2 separate regions of the Homo sapiens genome follow, and region 2 is linked to region 1. A link is a loop called in an ENCODE intact Hi-C map of the cell type or tissue named here. Cell type or tissue: left ventricle myocardium inferior. All regions are shown on one strand. Links, peaks and the distances in the headings refer to the core of each region. The heading gives the core; the rest is flanking DNA.

Region 1 (8,335 bases), core at 320-8,319:
CAGCTTACCAGTGAATGACTTTGACCAGGTTGCATAAAAGTCTTTTGAGCCTGTCTCCTCATCTGTAAATGGGCTAATAATCATATTTATCTTATAGTGTGATTGTGAGAATTGAATGAACTTACATATGAGAAGCACTTAACAGATGCTTACTGTTTACTAAGTGGTCAGTTGTGAAGCTTCTAAAGAAACTCCAGATATAAACCTTAAAGTTGAAACTATGTTAATATCTTCATTGAAAGCAATACCCTACATGAGACCATTGATAAAAGTACATTGAAATAAAGAAAAATGCATCTATAAGTCAACAAATAAGGCCTGTGTTGGCTTCCCATTGCTTTCTGTGACAAATTACCACAAATTTAGTGGCTTGAGATCATGCAAATTATCTTACAATTCCAGAGGCTAGAGTCAGAAATCGGCCTTATGGGGTTAAAATCAAAGGCTGCATTCCTCACAGAGGCTGTAGGGAAGAATCCATTGCTCGTCCTTTCCAGCTTTGAGAAGCTGCCTGCATTCCTTGGCTTGTGGTTGCATCACTCAAATGTCAGCTTTCATCATCACGTTGCCTTCTCTGACTCTGATCCCACTGCCTCCCTCTTTTTTTTTTTTTGAGATGGAGTCTTGCTCTGTTGCCCAGGCTGGAGGGCAGTGGTGCGATCTCAGCTCACCACAACCTCTGCCTCCTGGGTTCAAGCAATTCTCCCGCCTCAGCCTCCTGAGTAGCTGGGATTACAGGTGTGTACCACCATGCCTGGCTAATTTTTGTATTTTTTTTTTTACTAGAGGGGGAGTTTCACCATGTTGGTCAGGCTGGTCTCCAACTCCTGTCCTCGTGACCCGCTCGCCTCAGTCTCCCAAAGTGCTGGGATTAAAGGCGTGAACCACCAGGCACAGCCTGCCTCCCTCTTTTAAGTACCCTGATGATTATATTAGACTCATCAAATAATCCTGGATAATCTCTCCCTCTTATGATCCTTAATTTAATCACACCTGCAAAGTCTCTTTTTCCAGTAAGGGAATATATTTACAGAATTAGAGATTAGGATGTGGACATTTTTGGGAAGTCATGTTTCTACCTACCACAGGGTCTTACCCCAGGTGGCACATAGGTTCATGTAAATACCCAACAGAATAAAATTCCTTGTCAGCTAGTCAGCCTCCTAGTTTACAGAATGGGACAGAACCCTCAGGAAACACTGCCCAACAGAGGCGTTTGGTCGATCTCCGCTGTTTGGTGTATGTCCAATCTCAGTGCCCCCAGAGCAGATTATTCAAGAGATCCCAGCTGGCTGCACAGGGATATGAAACAGGAAAGGAGGCACTAGTATGGGTCTGGGGTCTGCTTGGATGACTTCTCACCATCTTCTTTTTTTTCCTCTTGGGACCAAGGTTGTGGGATATAAGGGAGGAAAACGACAGCTCTTCTTCACCTTCACGTCAGCTGTCCCCAGTGCCCTGCCCAGAAGGACACCTACTGAAAAAGCCCTGCCAGCTGATGGAAAAGCTCGACCATGCACCAGCTGATCTCTTTAAAAGTTAAATCTTTAAGCATTAATGCAGTGCTGAAGGAGTATTAATATTTTTGCCCCTGGGCAAAGGAACACTTGCTACTAGAGAAACAGGAGTGCTCTGCCAGCTCATCTTGGCTCCAGAGAAGGGCTTCGCACTTGTGAAATGTGTTGCTCGTGAAACAATTTCAAGACTTTTGGAATGAATAGCTGCCACCCATACCCGCTAGCTCCTCCACCAGCCCTCCCTATGCCACGTTTATGATGTCTGAGCTCCTGCTATGACTATTCCAGTCCCATGATGTCAACTTGGACTTGGCTGTTAAATAGGCCTCCTCTCCCTGGGGCTAGCACAAAGGAAGCCTGTCGAGAGGCAGCCAGGCTTCCTGACCACAATTTCCTGCACCTTTGCTCAAAGTGCCACACGTAAAAAATTTTATGGCTACTAATCAAACCAGGGCCTGAAATCACAGAGGGGGATGCTGACTGTCTGCTCCCCACAGCCCTCTTTGTTTGATTAGCCATTGTATCACTCCGGTGCTATTTAGGATCTGAAATAAATGCTAAAGTGAATTTCCGAACAATAAAATTCACAATAACAGCCACTAAATAGGGACCCACTGGTAACCACTTCCTGTAATAAAGTCCATATGTCAGCTTGACGCATTGCACCAGAAACTCAGGCCCTTCTCTCTTTGTAAATGCAGAAAAGCTTTTGTGTGCAGGCAACAGAGCTTCACCTGATGATAGCAGTGGAGTCTGGGGCCTCACAAAAGCAGGCAGGTGGCTCCAGGCTCCTGTCTCACCAGGTCGGCTCCTGTATCTCTGTGTGACCTCTCACCACAAAGTATTCCCCTGTATGCTTGGTACCCGTTGTCTGCTTCCAAGGTGAAATTCTCCTTCTGGTTTCTTGACCCTTGACAACCTGAGCTGCCTCCTCCCCCATGATACTTTACTCCTTTTCATCCCAACATACACCTCTGCTCCAGCCTCCTTCTCTGGAGTCTTGCTGAGAAAATTCCAACTGCCTATGGACCTCATGCAGAGACAGTCCTTTTTGCCCCAACCACTACTGTGCTCCCATTTCCCAGTCTGCTCCTCACTCAACTAAAGGCATCTAGGGACCTACTTTCCCCAGGATAACATCAACTCCAGCCAGCACAGTCCTCTCCCCTTCCCACCTGACCACCCATGGCACTGAATTCTGACCGTATGGTGGTCAGACAGTAGCCTCCTCACTGGTCTTGGTCTCAGGTACACAGGAGCCCTGCCAAGCCACTCTTACTGAGCTCTCTACAAGAACAGAGATGGGTTCCACCTCTTCCTCTCTCTGAGTTCTCTGGATCTTTTCCAGGGCAGCTCCACCTTCCTAATACTACATGTAATGTTCCAGGAAGGGCCTCTCTTGTCCTAGAAGTTTTATATCAAATAATATTTTTCTATCTTCATTTTCTCTCTTTGAAGTTGCCCAAAGCAGTGGCCACAAATTCAAGAGTTGAATGTAAATGTCATATCCTTCTGGCTTTGTGAGACTAGGCCAACAGCTGGGACTGGGCATCGGGCTTTGCCTGAGTCCACTCTGAACCCCATCTCCCCACCTCATCCAGACATTTCTTCCTTTTCCTAGAGGACTCCCCTTGTGCTCACTGGGTAAGGGAGCTGCGCCACCACATCACCACATTATCATATCCAAACCTGCCCCCGAGGGGTTGACCTGCTCATCAGGAACATTTTGGCAACACACAGCTCTGTTGCTTGTGCCTTGTCCTGGCACACAAAGATACAGGTACAAGAGCCAAGGCGACTCATCACTGACAGTATTCTCAGCCTGGACACTGATAGGGAATGTTATCGAGCTATTGTTAACTAGCTGGGCAAATGCTTCAGCCCAGCGGCACCCCCGAAACAGTGTGGCAGATGCTACCCTGTAGCCAGCTTGTCATCATAAACGGGTCTCCATTTTCAGAGAAACTTGAATTAACAAAAAAGATGGCCCTCTGAAGCCCAGGGCTCTTGAGATATAGAAGAGTTGTTTGCTTGGCACTAGCACTCTGGTCACCTTCCAAGAAGCAATTAGGTGAGGCCTGGCTTTGTGTTTAATTAAGTAATTAATTGTTAATTTGAGTAGATAATATACACACATGGGAAAAAATCAATCAGTACTAAAGGTTTTCTTTTCTTTTTTTTTTTTTTTTTTTGAGACGGTGTCTCACTCTGTCACCCAGGCTGGACTGCAGTGGCACGATCTTGGCTCACTGCAAGCTCCGCCTCCCAGGTTCACGCCATTCTCCTGCCTCAGCCTCCCGAGTAGCTGGGACTACAGGTGCCCGCCACCACGCCCGCTAATATTTTTGTATTTTTTTAGTAGAGACGGGGTTTCACCATGTTAGCCAGGATGGTCTCTGTCTCCTGACCTTGTGATCCGCCCACCTCGGCCTCCCAAAGTGTTGGGATTACAGGCGTGAGCCACTGTGCCCGGCCCATCTTTTTTCTTATTTTTTAAGTCAGGCATCCTGGAAGAATGGGTGGTGTATAATTTGCATAGTCTCCTTTTGTTCATAGCAGCAAGAATATCGCTGGGTGTCTGTTAGCTGAATCTTGGCAGTGTGTCCTCCTAGCTCACTCAACTTTTAGCTTGCAGGCTGGGCTGTCAATCAGGCATGGAGCAAGCTGCCATGGACCTGCCCTGGACAGGCTCCCAGGGACTGCTGGTATCTCCCCAGCTGTGCCATGAATCCCAACTTCCCTCAATTCATATTAGGATTGCTAATTGCCTAACATAATCAGGGTCACACATTGGAATATTTATTTCCACATACAGTTTAAGGAAAGAGCATTTTCTCTTCTTTCAGTTGGCTATTAAATTGGAGGAGATGTCTGCTCAAAAGCAATGTCACAACAATAAACTTAAAAATCCCTAACATTGAAAAGTGCTTAAGAGAGTGGCTTAGAGTTTCTTAATCATCCCATTATGTATGGAGACAGGAGGAAGGTCAGGCCTTCACAAGTGGCTCAGGAGATTTGTCATACACATCTTCCTAGCTATAGGAGACAGCCAGCTTTGAGATCTGTTGACAGTGCCAAAACAGATTAGGTTTCCCCAGAATTGTTAGAACATGCACCTGATTCCACCAGGGAGCTGGGCAGTGGGGTAAAAGCTGCCTCCCTCCTTGCTGAAACAGACATCAACAAGCCCTATTGTAACCACACTGGTCCACACCCCGTTGGCACTCTTACTTCTGCTTGTGTGGTCTAGATTTGCAAATCTAGGGTGATAATAATAATAGTAGCTAGCATTTATTGAGCACTGATATATGCTGGGCACCATATTCAGTCTCTTATGTACATTATTTCATTCAATCCTTGTAACAACCCCATAAGGTGGGTCCTTTTGTTATACGAACTTTTCAGGTAAAGCAATGGAGGGTTCTAAAGATGAATCGACTGGCCCAGGTAGAGCTAGGGTTTGAATGAGGAAGTCTGTGCAAATATTATATGCTATGCTGTCTCATAATCTGCATATGTTTAGTGCTCTAAGTCTTTTTGGGGTGTTTACCTTAGGACTGTAAGATAGGGATGGCATTCTTTAGTACAGATTCACCAATGGGCTTTCTTTTCCAGAGTCACATGCTGGTGGCTTCTCCACTGCATATCTGTATTATTTTATGAGGATTGAGAAACACACACACACACACACACACGCAGTGTTTCATGTTTCTTGCAAACCCAAACCAGCCCTGAAAAATGTCTCCAAGTCTTGTCAGCAGCCTTAAAAATGCAAAACAAAATTGGCCAGCTTCCTAAAAATGCCACTCCCTAGCACGCAGGTCCCAGACATGTTCGCACATGCATCTTCATGGCTTTTTAGGCAACCTGACCTTCTAGAAGGCTGGCCCAGGCCCTGGGGAACTGCAGCCAGCGTGCATACAGCTTGGTCTCCTGGCTGGTTACAGATACTCACGTTGATTTGCCACAGATTTTCCTTTGGTACCACTGCTTGCAGTTGGTGAAGTACTTCCTATTAGTGCCAATAACCTTCTGCACAGCACACACGTTGGGGCTGAAAACAAAAGCAGCAGAATTAGGAAGATGATCAGCACGTCCACCCCACTTTAATGACTCCCATCGTGTTTGCCTCCTTGGGTCACTGGAACTTTCTAGAGATAGAGGAGAGAGTCATTTCAGTCTTGGTACTGGGGATATCTTGGGTTTAGACTTTGGTTCTGTTTACCTAGATTCCCATCAGCCCCCATGAAAGCTTCCCCTGCAAAAATTGTTAAAATCTCTCTTACATACTGATGTAACTTCATGTACATATCCTTCTTTGACATGGGCAATTGATAAGTGTAAACAAAAGCATCTCTCAGGCAGCTCTCCATACAGACATGCTCTGCATGCCTGGACCAGCTGCTTGGCTCCCAAAGACAAGCCATTGTTACTGTCTATCCTATAAACCCGAGGCTTTATAGCTGGTTTAAACCATGGCTGGTTGCTCTCAGGACCCTGATAGGGGATGCTCTCCCATTTAACTCTCAGTTGTTCATTACTTAGATCACAGCTCAAGTCCCACTTCCCCCAGGAGCCTTTCTCCAATGTCCCAGATGACATGCTGCTTCCCATCCTCTGACAGTGGATACGGTCCTTATTTGATGTTGGGTTCCAAACAGAATTCCTGTAAGTGATGCGGGGAGGTGGGGGGTGTCTCTTCTCTGCATCTAACACTCAACAGAACCTTGAGGACAAGTGTTCTGCCTTGTTCTGTTGTTCACATTCTAGATGGGGCCTAGCATCCAGGCAGGGTGTAGAAGGAGCACGAAATGAACTTGTTGAAAATACTGCTCCCCAAACTACCCAGATCCAAAGAATCCTCAGGGACCCTGTGAAAAAGCAGAGTGTAAATGTCTGGGGGTTCTGCTAAGAAGCCTTTTCCAGAACCACAGGATTTTGGTTTTGCATGTTTTTTTCAAGTATACCAAGTCCTGACCCAAACTGTGCTCAGGCCAGGTGATTGTGAAAGCTTCATTAGGAGCCCCTAGGGAAAGGAAGCTGCTGTGCTACGTGGTCAGTCAGGAGAGGCGTGGTCAGTCAGGAGAGGGTTGATCTTCCTGAGCCAGAGGCAGGCATGCATCTGACTGAATCACAAGTCAGAGGAAAGCAAATAAAACAAACAATACTGAGGGCTTTCACAAGACCTCCAAGCTCAGAGAACTTCAGGTATCACCCAAAGGATGAAGTATTTCTTTAACATCAATTTCCCTGTTACTTTAAGAATGCCATCCACAGACATCACTTGATGTGCAGCGTATTTGTTAAGAAGACACCAATATTGCAGTAAAAACTACACCTACTGTCCCCATCATGATTCCTCTGCAGGAACTTGAACAATTCTCAAATATTCAGAGTCAGGCTTTTGGGTGGGAGTCCATTCTGCCCCTTCATTTCTCTGCCCTGTCTCTTCTGCGGTGATATGACTGTCACCTCTTGGCCAGTTTTTTGTTCAACAGGTGAAAGTGAGTGGGCCCAGGAGGGACAATGAGCATTAATGAATCCATGTAAGGATCTAGGGACAAGAGAAGTGAAGGCTGGAGAAGGGACCACAGCCAGCAGAGGCCCATGCCTCCCTAGTCCTAGCTGGGCCTGACCAAATCCTCCAGATTTCTGAATACCTGGTTTCTGTTTGCTGCCTAGGATTCACAGGTTAGACAGTCCCTGAATAACCCCTGAAGAGTCCTTGCTGGCCATACTCCAGCCCCCGGTCCTATTTATTGTTACAGAATCCCAGAAGCTCTTCAATCTGATCAAGCAGGAAACAATTACTGTCAATGAATTCCCTGCCACTTTCCGTAGGCGTTTGGCGAATCTTCAGTGAGTCTCTTGTGGATGTGGCTCCAACATTCCTTTGCTGAATGTTTCCACTGCTGCTGTCCTTGTGGCAGCAGCAGAGGCTGGGGGCGGCTGTGACCCTCTCCTTCTCACATCGGGGAGTGTGGGTGGGCTGTGTACATAGGAAGTTCATGCTGAAGCTTAATTGAAATGAGCAAGTTGCTTCTGGGCCTCAAGAATAACAGCATTGATGTTCAGCTTAGATTTGAAAACCAAGTGCTTCAGGAAATTCAGTTCAGTTTTTGGTGGTTGATGTTTGGAAGTGTGATTGTATTTTTACTTCTCTTTCAGTATTATTTTTCCCCTTCCCTATAGCAACACAGATATAGCTGGGAGTCAAGAGACCATATCATAGTTATTACTCTCCCAACAGCATTCTGTGTCTGAACTAAGTCACTCTCTACCTCACTAAGCTGCAGTTTCACCTCCTGTAAAATGGGAACATGAACAGTAGATCTCACTGTGTTGTGGTGAGGTCGAAAGCAAAAGCGGCAATCGAGTGCTGCGCACAAGCAAGGCACAGCTGTTATTTCTTCCTTCATATCAGGCAGCACGCTACAATTCCTTAAAATAGCAAAGTTTTCCTTCCCTTTCTAACAGTTTTCACTTTGAATGAAAGGCTGGAGCTAGAACAACGTTATCCATTTGCACAAGGCGCCACAGCCCTGTGTGCCAGGCCAGGCAGCCCTGTGGCATTAACAGGGACAGTTAGATCAGAGTAAATACAACTGTGCCTGCAACCATTTTGCCATGGTTCATGTGCCTGCGCATCCAGATTCTACTGGGACAGGGGTGCTCCTGTGACTTCTTAGATTACTCTGCCCATCACAGATTACAATAGGCCTTTCCAGCTGTGCTGCAGGAAGCTAATTAAGAGGCTTTGCCTGCAGGGGTATGGTGGGGAAGTTGATCTAATATCTGGAACTCATAATCAAGAGCAT
Region 2 (8,335 bases), core at 46-8,045, 49 kb before region 1:
ACATTTGTGCAGCCCCAGACTAGAGTACATAAGGAGACTCATATACTATATAGTCTTTTAATAGCGTTAGTGAAGTGAAATTGATTACACAATAAACTGTCCGTGATTGATTTTGATATTGTATATACCCATGTATACCTCCATGAAAACATCGTCACAGTCAAGATTGGGAACATATCAAATACACTCCAAAGATCCCCCTCTGCCCCTTTGTGAGTCTACCCTCCCACCTTCCAACTCTACCCACCCCCCAGCCCCAGGCAACCTTTGCTCTGCATCTACTTTTGTCAAAATAGATTAGCTTGCATTTTTTAGAGTTTTATATAGATGGAGCAATACAGTATGTACTGTTTTCATTTGGTTTCTTTCTTTCAGAAAAATTGTTATGAAATTCATCCACATTAATGCATATATCACTATTTCATTCCCTTTTGTTGCTGGGTAGTATCCCATCGTATGAATATAACACAGATTGTTTATCCGTTGATCTGTTTAGGAACATTTGAGTCGTTTCCAGTTTGGGGCTATAATAAATGAAGGTACTAGGAATATTCATGTACAAGATTCTGTTTCTATATATGCTTTCTTTTCCCTTGAGTAAATATCTTATAGAATGGCTGGACCATGTGATAGGTGTATGTTTAGCTTTTTAAGAAATTGCCAAACTCTTTCTCTTCCAAAGTGATGATATCATTCTACATCCCCATCAGCAGCATATGTGTTCACATCCTTGCCAACACTTAAAATGGCCTTTTGTTCCAAACATTGTAATAAATGTGGAGTAGTATCTTACTATGGTTTTAACTTGCATTTCCCTAAAGACTAACAATGCTGAGATTTTTTTTTTTCATGTGCTTATTTGCTATCATATATCTTCTTTGGTGAAATGTCTATTCACATCTTTGGCCCATGGAAAAAAATGAGCTGTTTGTTTTCTCACTATTGAGTTATTTTTTATTCTGTATACAAGCCGTTTACCAGGTATACCATTTACAAAGATTTTCTCTCAGTCTGTGGTTTGTCTTTTTATTCTCTTAACAGCATCTTTTAGAGAGCAGAGTTTTAAATTTTGATGTAATTCAGTTGATCAATTTTTTTCTTTTGTGATTCTTTTGATTTTTGATCTTTCATCTAATAAATCTTTGTCTAACTGAAGGTCAAAAAGATTTTCTCCTAGAAGTTGTATGGTTTTTACTTTTAAAATATTTTTTAATTAATTAATTTTTTCTTATAAGTAAGGTCTCACTATGTTTCCCAGGCTAGTATGGAACTCCTAGCCTCAAGCAATCCTCCCACCCTGGACTCTCAAAGTGTTGGGATTACAGGTGTGAGCCACCATGGCCAGCCAAAGCTTCATGCTTTTTAAGTTATATGTTTAAATCTATGATCCAGCATTACTTTTTATTTTTATTTAATGGTTTTATTTTGTGTATGGGAGGAAGTGTGGTTCAAACTTTATTTTTCTGCATATGGATAACCAGTTGATTCAGCCCCATTTGTTAAAAAGACTACACCTTCTCCATCTAATTACCTTTGCAACTTTGTCAAGAATCAGTTATCTATATATGTGTGAGCCTATTTTTGGAGTCTGTTCTGTTCCATTGAACTGTTTGTCCATCTTTACGCCAATACTACACTGTCTTGATTTCTGTAGACTTAAAATTGAGTGGTGATAGCCTTCCGTATTTATTCTTCTTTTTCAAAGTTGTCTGGCTAACATAGGTCCTTTACTTTGTACATAAATTTTAGAATCAACTCGTCAACTTTTTACAAAAAAGCCTGCTGGGATTTGATCAGGAGTGTACTGAATCTGCAGAACAATTGGGACAGAATTGACAACTTAACAATATTGAGTCTTCTGGCCCATGAGCAAGATATGTTTCTCCGTTTATTTAGGTTTTAATTTCTCTCAGAAGTGTTTTGTAGTTTTCAGTTATGGATCTTGCACATATTTTGTCATATCCATTCCTAAGTATTTCATAACTTTTTTGTGCTTTTATAAATGGTACTTAAAAAAATTTCAATGTCTAATTGCTTGTTGCTAATAAATGAGGATACAATTTATTTTTGTATGCTGATCTTGTATCTTGCAACTTTGCTAACTCACTCACTAGTTCTAGCAGCTTTTTCTAGATTCCCTCAGATTTTCTATATTCTGCCAACAATTCTACTTCTTCCTTTCTCAATTGGATACCCTTTATTTCTTTTACTTGATTTATTACACTGGCTAAAACCTTCAATATGATGTTAAAAAAATGGTAAGAGCAGGCTTTCCTGTTTGGTTTGTGATCATAGGAGGAAAACAGTCTTTTCTATTTAAGTATGCTATTAGTGGTATCCCTTTGGTAGAGGCCATTATTACGTTAAGGAAGTTTCCTATCATTCCTAGTTTGCTGGGAGGTTTTTTTTTTAAAAAAATCAGGCATTCCTGATGTTAAAATGTTCAAATGCCTTTTCTGTATCTATCGTTATGATAATGTGAGTTTTCTTTTTTAGTTTTTTAACATAGTAAACTATGTTGATTGATTTTCAAATGTTTAACCAATCTTCCATTTCTGGGATAAACCCCACTTGGTCATGTTGTATTATCCTTTGTATAGATTGTTGGATTGTATTTGCTAAATTATTATTTAGAATTTTTGCATCTATGTTCATAAGGGACATTTTCTGCTGTTTTCTTATAAAGAGTTTGTCTGGCTCATAAAATGAGCTGGCTTCCCTGTTGGCATGCTCTGTCTTTGGAAGGATGCCCTGAGAAAAAGGCCTACATAGATGCTGAAAGCAGGTGGGCACAGTGCCATTCTGGCAGGTGATTTGAGTGTTCTGGTAATGTAGAGCATGATCTAAAAGAGTTCTGGGTTAGGTTATACACTTAAATCTATGCTTTATCATTACCTAAATTTAATTTTTTTAAATGGTTGCGTTTTGTATATGGCAGGAGATAGAGTTCAAACCTTTCCCTTGGTTCCTTCACAGTTCCTTATCACACTGTGGAGAGGTTTCCAGGGAGGGCTCTTTAAAGCATTAGGCTTAGGGCAGGGGCCCCTTTTGCCCAGGACTAAGGCATGCCACCTCCATGAAGCCTTCTGGAATCCTGACTAGCTATCATTTGGAATCCTTGCCTACTATGAATCCCACTTCTTCTGCAACCTTCCTATATGAATTATGCTAGTGAAAACATTCTCTAATGTATTTTCAACTTTTTTTTTTTTTGCCACTGCTTCTTCTCAACAATGTTTAGACATGCTCCAGGCTCCCATCTGAAAAACCTACAACAAGACAAAGCTCTCCCTAGTCCTGAATATCCTTACAACCCTTGCTCCCTCTCTCCTTTCACAGCCCAACTTCCAGAAAGATTTGAACATGCACACTGTGTCCCATGTCCCATTCATTACTCAGCCATCAAAAAGCTGACTCTCAGTCTCACCACTCCTGCCAAGGTGAACAACATACTCCTTGTTGCCACAGTCATTTGGGAGATTGACTGTGTGCAGCCTCTGGCACTGCTGGCCTCACCTCCATCTTGGTCCCTGTTCTGTTGACTTCTCTAATGCCTTGGTTCTAAGCTTTTTCTTCTCTCACAGAACGCTACATACTGATGCTCCTCTGAGATCTCTTTTCTATTCTCTTCTCACTTGTCAGATTGTGCACCTAAATCCAGATGACTTATCCCATTCCCACTGGTAGCCACGTATGCTTGCTCAGGTTGTACACTGCATAACTCTGGAGAGTACCATTGACATCACAGTCATTCTGAAGGGCAACACCCAGATTTGAGTTATGCACAATTTGGCCATATGTGATAGCCTTGCCTGTACATACTCCAAATATATCACTTGACATCCTACAGAACAATGATCTGTTACATGTCCTGGTTGTAAGGCTTTTGAAGGCTGAAATTACCCCCTTAATCAACCCTGAAGGGCTTGGCACAAAGTAGATGATCTTTAAAGGTATGCTGAATAGATGAGCCTGCCACTGAATTTTAGCCAGTATACATTTCTCCACTGAGAAGTACCACCATTGCACAAGCATGAGATTGAACTTCCTTTCAGACTATATGTCCTTTTGGACTAGAGGAAGAGACTGTTTTCTAACCTTCCCCTCACCAGGTACTCCCATTCTTTGAGCCCAACACTAGCTGGACATGCTACTTTACCTTTGAGCCTCAGTTTACTCATCCAGCAAATAAAAGGTTCTACCTTGCAGAGTTTGGTGAAGATTATGGAAGTAAAGTTGTGGAAAGCTCCTCTATCTTCTTTTCACTATTCCAGGGCACTCAGGATAATGCCTCTGACTAAAGGCTACCCCAGGAAAAAATTATTATATTGATCACGAAAGGGCATATGAAGGGCAGGAAACAAAAACCCCAGGAGGTATGTCCTGCCTCACCTGCTGCTAGCCTTCAATTTCAATTCTACTCCAGCTTGTTGGTATCATTTATTAATTAATTCATCCATTCACGTAACAAATGTTGAGCACTTTCTACTGCCAGGTGCTGTGGCAGGCACTGGGAGACAAATAGCATACGTAAGACAGATATGGTCTCTGTCTTCGTGACACTTGTCTCTACCACATTTGGCAATGTCTGGGTTAATGTCTTGTTAATGGTGGAAAGACGTAGGGTGATGCAACAAAGAGTAAGGAGAGTGTGTGGAGAGGAGAGAGGTGGCCTGGCCCTTTAGACAGAGTGTTCAACAAAGAGTTCTCTGAGGTGGTGGCATAAGAATTGAGTGTTAAAGAATGAGATTGGAGGGTGGGGAATCTCTGAGAAAGAGTGAACAGGATGGAAAGGGCATGCCTGAGAAACCAGAGAAGGCAAGGTGGTTGCAGCAGAGCAAAGAAAGAGGAGAGGGGCACCAGGTACTGCCAGAAAGTTAGGTGGGCACCTGATCATCCAGTAAACCCTGTCTGGATTGGATTATAAGAGAGGAGGTCTTTCAAGGTGCTGAGCTGGGAGGGGATGTGATTTGATTTAGAGTGTACAAAGACAGGGGATTTCCTTACTGTCCAGGGACATTTCCCCACCAGGGGGAGCACCTGGAACGCACCCGCTGGGTCCTTTCTGCTGGCCAGTTTTCATTACTAAATCCAGGCTCCAGGCAACGAAGCCAGGGCTGGATCAGATCAGCAGCTGGAAATGGCTAGCGGGGAAATGGTCATTGGCAGTTATTTTTGTAATTGTTTACCGAGACTACTAGGTACCTAGCCTGAATAAAATGTGTTATTTCAGCATAACTTCCCATACCTCCCTCCATCAGGGGTATGTTATCAATAGCCCCATTTTTGGATGACAACTTGGCAATTACAATGAACATATATGCTATTCAGCCCAGCAATTCCACTTCTGAGAGTTTATCCTCACATTCATGAAATTGCCCATGTTCACAAAAAGGCGTGTGCAAAGGTGTTCATTGGAGCGCTATTGGTAAACTCATGGAAAAAAACAAACAAACAAAAAAACCTTCAATGTCTAGCCCTAACAGGGGATGGCAAAACAAATCATGCTTCATGCACTCTTGGGGAGCCATTATAAATAATGAGGGACCTCCCAGGCATGCTGTGGAATTTCCCACAAAGCAGGTGCAGAACAATGTGTACAGTGCAGTCCTTCATATCAAAACACAGCCATAACCCAAATAAAGCTATATATTTTTAATTATCTTTATATAATAGAAAGAGGACTAGAAGGAGACACAGCAAAATTTTAAAAAACAGTGGTTACCTCTGGGGAGAGATCTGGATTGGAAGCTGCAGTTAGGTCAAGGGTGGTGGGCTTTCACTACCTTTATTGTTTTAATTTTTACTGTACTCGTGGTTTTTGTTTAATACAAAATGAATATGAAAAACAATTAAAAAGTTTAAAGCTACACAGCTAGGAAGAGGGGAAGCTGGATTCAAACCCAGGTTGGGACAGCGCAGTTTCTAGTATAATGGGGTCCTACTATCCCCAGTCACTCACTCACTTAAATGTTTATTGAGTGTCTACTGTGGACCAGGCTAGGAACTGAGGAGGATATAGGGAGACAGCAAAGAACAGAATGGAAGATCCCTGTCTAGTGCAGCTTACCAGTTGTTTGAGATACTTTTAAGCAAGACAGGCAGACAGACATACACTACAGGCAACTCTTTCTTGAGAGTTCAAACTTTGGTTCTGTTCCTGAATATGTCACTTTTTGTTAATTCCTAACATTTCAGTTACTTACCACCACTGATTCTCAGTTTATTCATTTGCAAAATGGGGGCAACATTATGGATCTCAGAGTTGTTCCGGCCATGAAATGAGGTAAATGTTTAACCCAGAGCGTGGCACATGGTGTGTGTGTGCTCAACAAACAGGGACATTATTAATATTCTGAAGGTCCCATTTTCTTTGTTAGCAATTTTCTCCATCCAGCTCCTGAATCTTTCAAAAGAAAAGTAGTGTAGACAAGGGGATGGGTTGGGGAAAAAGAGGAATGATTTATTCTCCTTCAGCCTTAACAGAGCGTTTCTCTTGAGCTATGAAGCTTTTAAATCTTCAGCCTGTGATCTCAATTCTGGGCTTACTCCTGGGCCCTAGTGCCCTGCTAATCACTCATTAATTCATTCAACTCCCCACCCAAAGAGGATTTGCTGATGATGAACTCCGTCTCCAGGGTCCAGCCCAGGACCTGGCAAGAAATGAAACCACAGAACCCCTGCCTTTGGCAAGTTCATAGGCTGCTTCGGGGAGATTTTATGGAGGCCTTAGGCTGCCCCCGTCTGCTGGAGAGAACCCCGAAAAGCCTTTGGCGGGGGTACTCCTCAGCAGCCTGGCTGCTGGACCTAGGTAGACGGCCCACACGCCCCCCCGCACCCTCCTGCCTCCCCTCCAGTGGGTGGATTTTGCCCCCTTCCACGGTTCCCGCGCAGGATGCGGGCGGGAGGAACTGAGAGTCCCTCCAGGACACGTTAGCAGGACGCCTGGCGCAGAGCGGGCGAGACCGCATGACGCAGGCCTCTCGGGGGCGGGGAGCACATGCAGCCCGTCCCTCTCCACATCGTCACTCTTCTATGGTTTAGAAGTTTCAGTCGCACACTCCTACCCGGGTCGGAGTTAGCTCAAGCGGTTACCTCCTCATGCCGGACTTTCTATCTGTCCATCTCTGTGCTGGGGTTCGAGACCCGCGGGTGCTTACTGACCCTTTTATGCAATAAATTCGGTATAATCTGTCACTCTGAAGGCTTTGTTATTTTTTATCCCTTTTAACTTTGCTAAATTAATAGGCTGATAACATAAGTTGGTGTCACTTTGAAGGTGTGACAGAAAGTATGGAGGCTGGCCACTGGTCTTACAGGGCGTGCGTGACCAGCCTGTACTGCCAGGTAGGACGCATGGGGACAAAAAAATGCTTGTGCAGTTCACGAGACACACCTGGAAGCTCCGAGACCCCACAACTTCGGACCGCGGAGTGCGTTATGGATTTCGTCCCAAGTAGGACGGAAGTTTAACAGCAATAGCTGCCGTCTACTGTTTTATCTGTATGACTGTTTTTTTCACATATATTGCCACCCGCCAGGACTTGCCTGTTGGACCACAGCGAGTGAGACTCGCTCCGAATTTTTCTTTACGTCTTTGAAAGTTCCAAGTTTCTTCCTCCCTGGCGGCCTGTACCTACGCTATTCTCACCTGTTCGCATCGTGTCCAGACATTTTATGCAATTTGTCTTTACCTTTAGCGTGGGGGCTCCCCCCTAGAAGCCATACAAGGGCAGGGGCCTCTCCCCTTGCTGTACTTACAGCGTCTAGTACATTGTTGACCAGATTTGAGTATTAGCTGATTTAAGTAGCTTAATGCACAGGGACATGCACATGTGTTTTTCATATTAAATCCCTATAAGTAGAATTGTGGAACACAACTTGCCTATACTTAGGGCTTTAGATTGAAGTGGCCTCAGTTCCCTTGGGAAAGTCTAGGCTGGTATGGGGAGGGGTCTTTTTCAGGGGAGAAAATGCCTGCGTCTCTGGGGAGGCAGAGAATGCAAGCCCAGAGGCAGTGGGTGTTCGCAGTGATGGGCTCCTGGGGGCGCTCTCGGGCGGCCTACAATCCAGAATCGTCTTCTTGTCCCTTGACCCGGTTGCGGACCACTGAGCAGCTGTTCCGCCTTGCTCTGGTACCACCATACGCACCTTTGATCAGGCCCGGCCCTCGCATTCACCAAGTCTTTTTGCCCTGGTAGTGCCCCTACCTGTGGTGCATGTTGCGCCGCACTTAAATTTTGGTGGGGGCACCTCCCCTCCGGTGTGCGCCTCCGGTCCCGCGCGCCTCCTCTCCAGTGTGCACCTCCCCTCCTATGCCCGCCCCCAAGCAGAG

What was found. Hi-C counts contacts between places; a loop is a spot of excess contacts. Peaks named below come from ENCODE experiments on the same cell type or tissue, not always from the same donor. Only the 100,000 strongest peaks of a DNase experiment are listed, where the experiment ranks them.
Region 2: it touches region 1 in a loop (2.1-fold over the local background); 6 of 110 quality-filtered maps call a loop at or near these places.

Annotation. Positions count from the first base shown.
Region 1 is chr5:136,030,999-136,039,333 of GRCh38, reverse strand. It overlaps TGFBI (transforming growth factor beta induced), which reads right to left. Exons shown (of 17, transcript NM_000358.3): 2 at 5,473-5,571. Among named protein-coding and RNA genes, the nearest start is that of TGFBI, 6.2 kb to the right of the region's middle. RefSeq lists enhancers at 1,860-1,909, 8,060-8,129. In left ventricle myocardium inferior, for the core only: no CTCF peak of the experiment used is centred there; a DNase peak (open chromatin) is centred at 4,189; H3K4me3 peaks cover 1,706 bases; H3K27ac peaks cover 5,873 bases.
Region 2 is chr5:136,079,332-136,087,666 of GRCh38, reverse strand. It overlaps VTRNA2-1. Among named protein-coding and RNA genes, the nearest start is that of SMAD5, 49 kb to the left of the region's middle. In left ventricle myocardium inferior, for the core only: CTCF peaks have their summits at 4,820 and 5,027 (motif pointing right); DNase peaks (open chromatin) are centred at 2,776, 5,056 and 6,976; H3K4me3 peaks cover 1,723 bases; H3K27ac peaks cover 3,557 bases.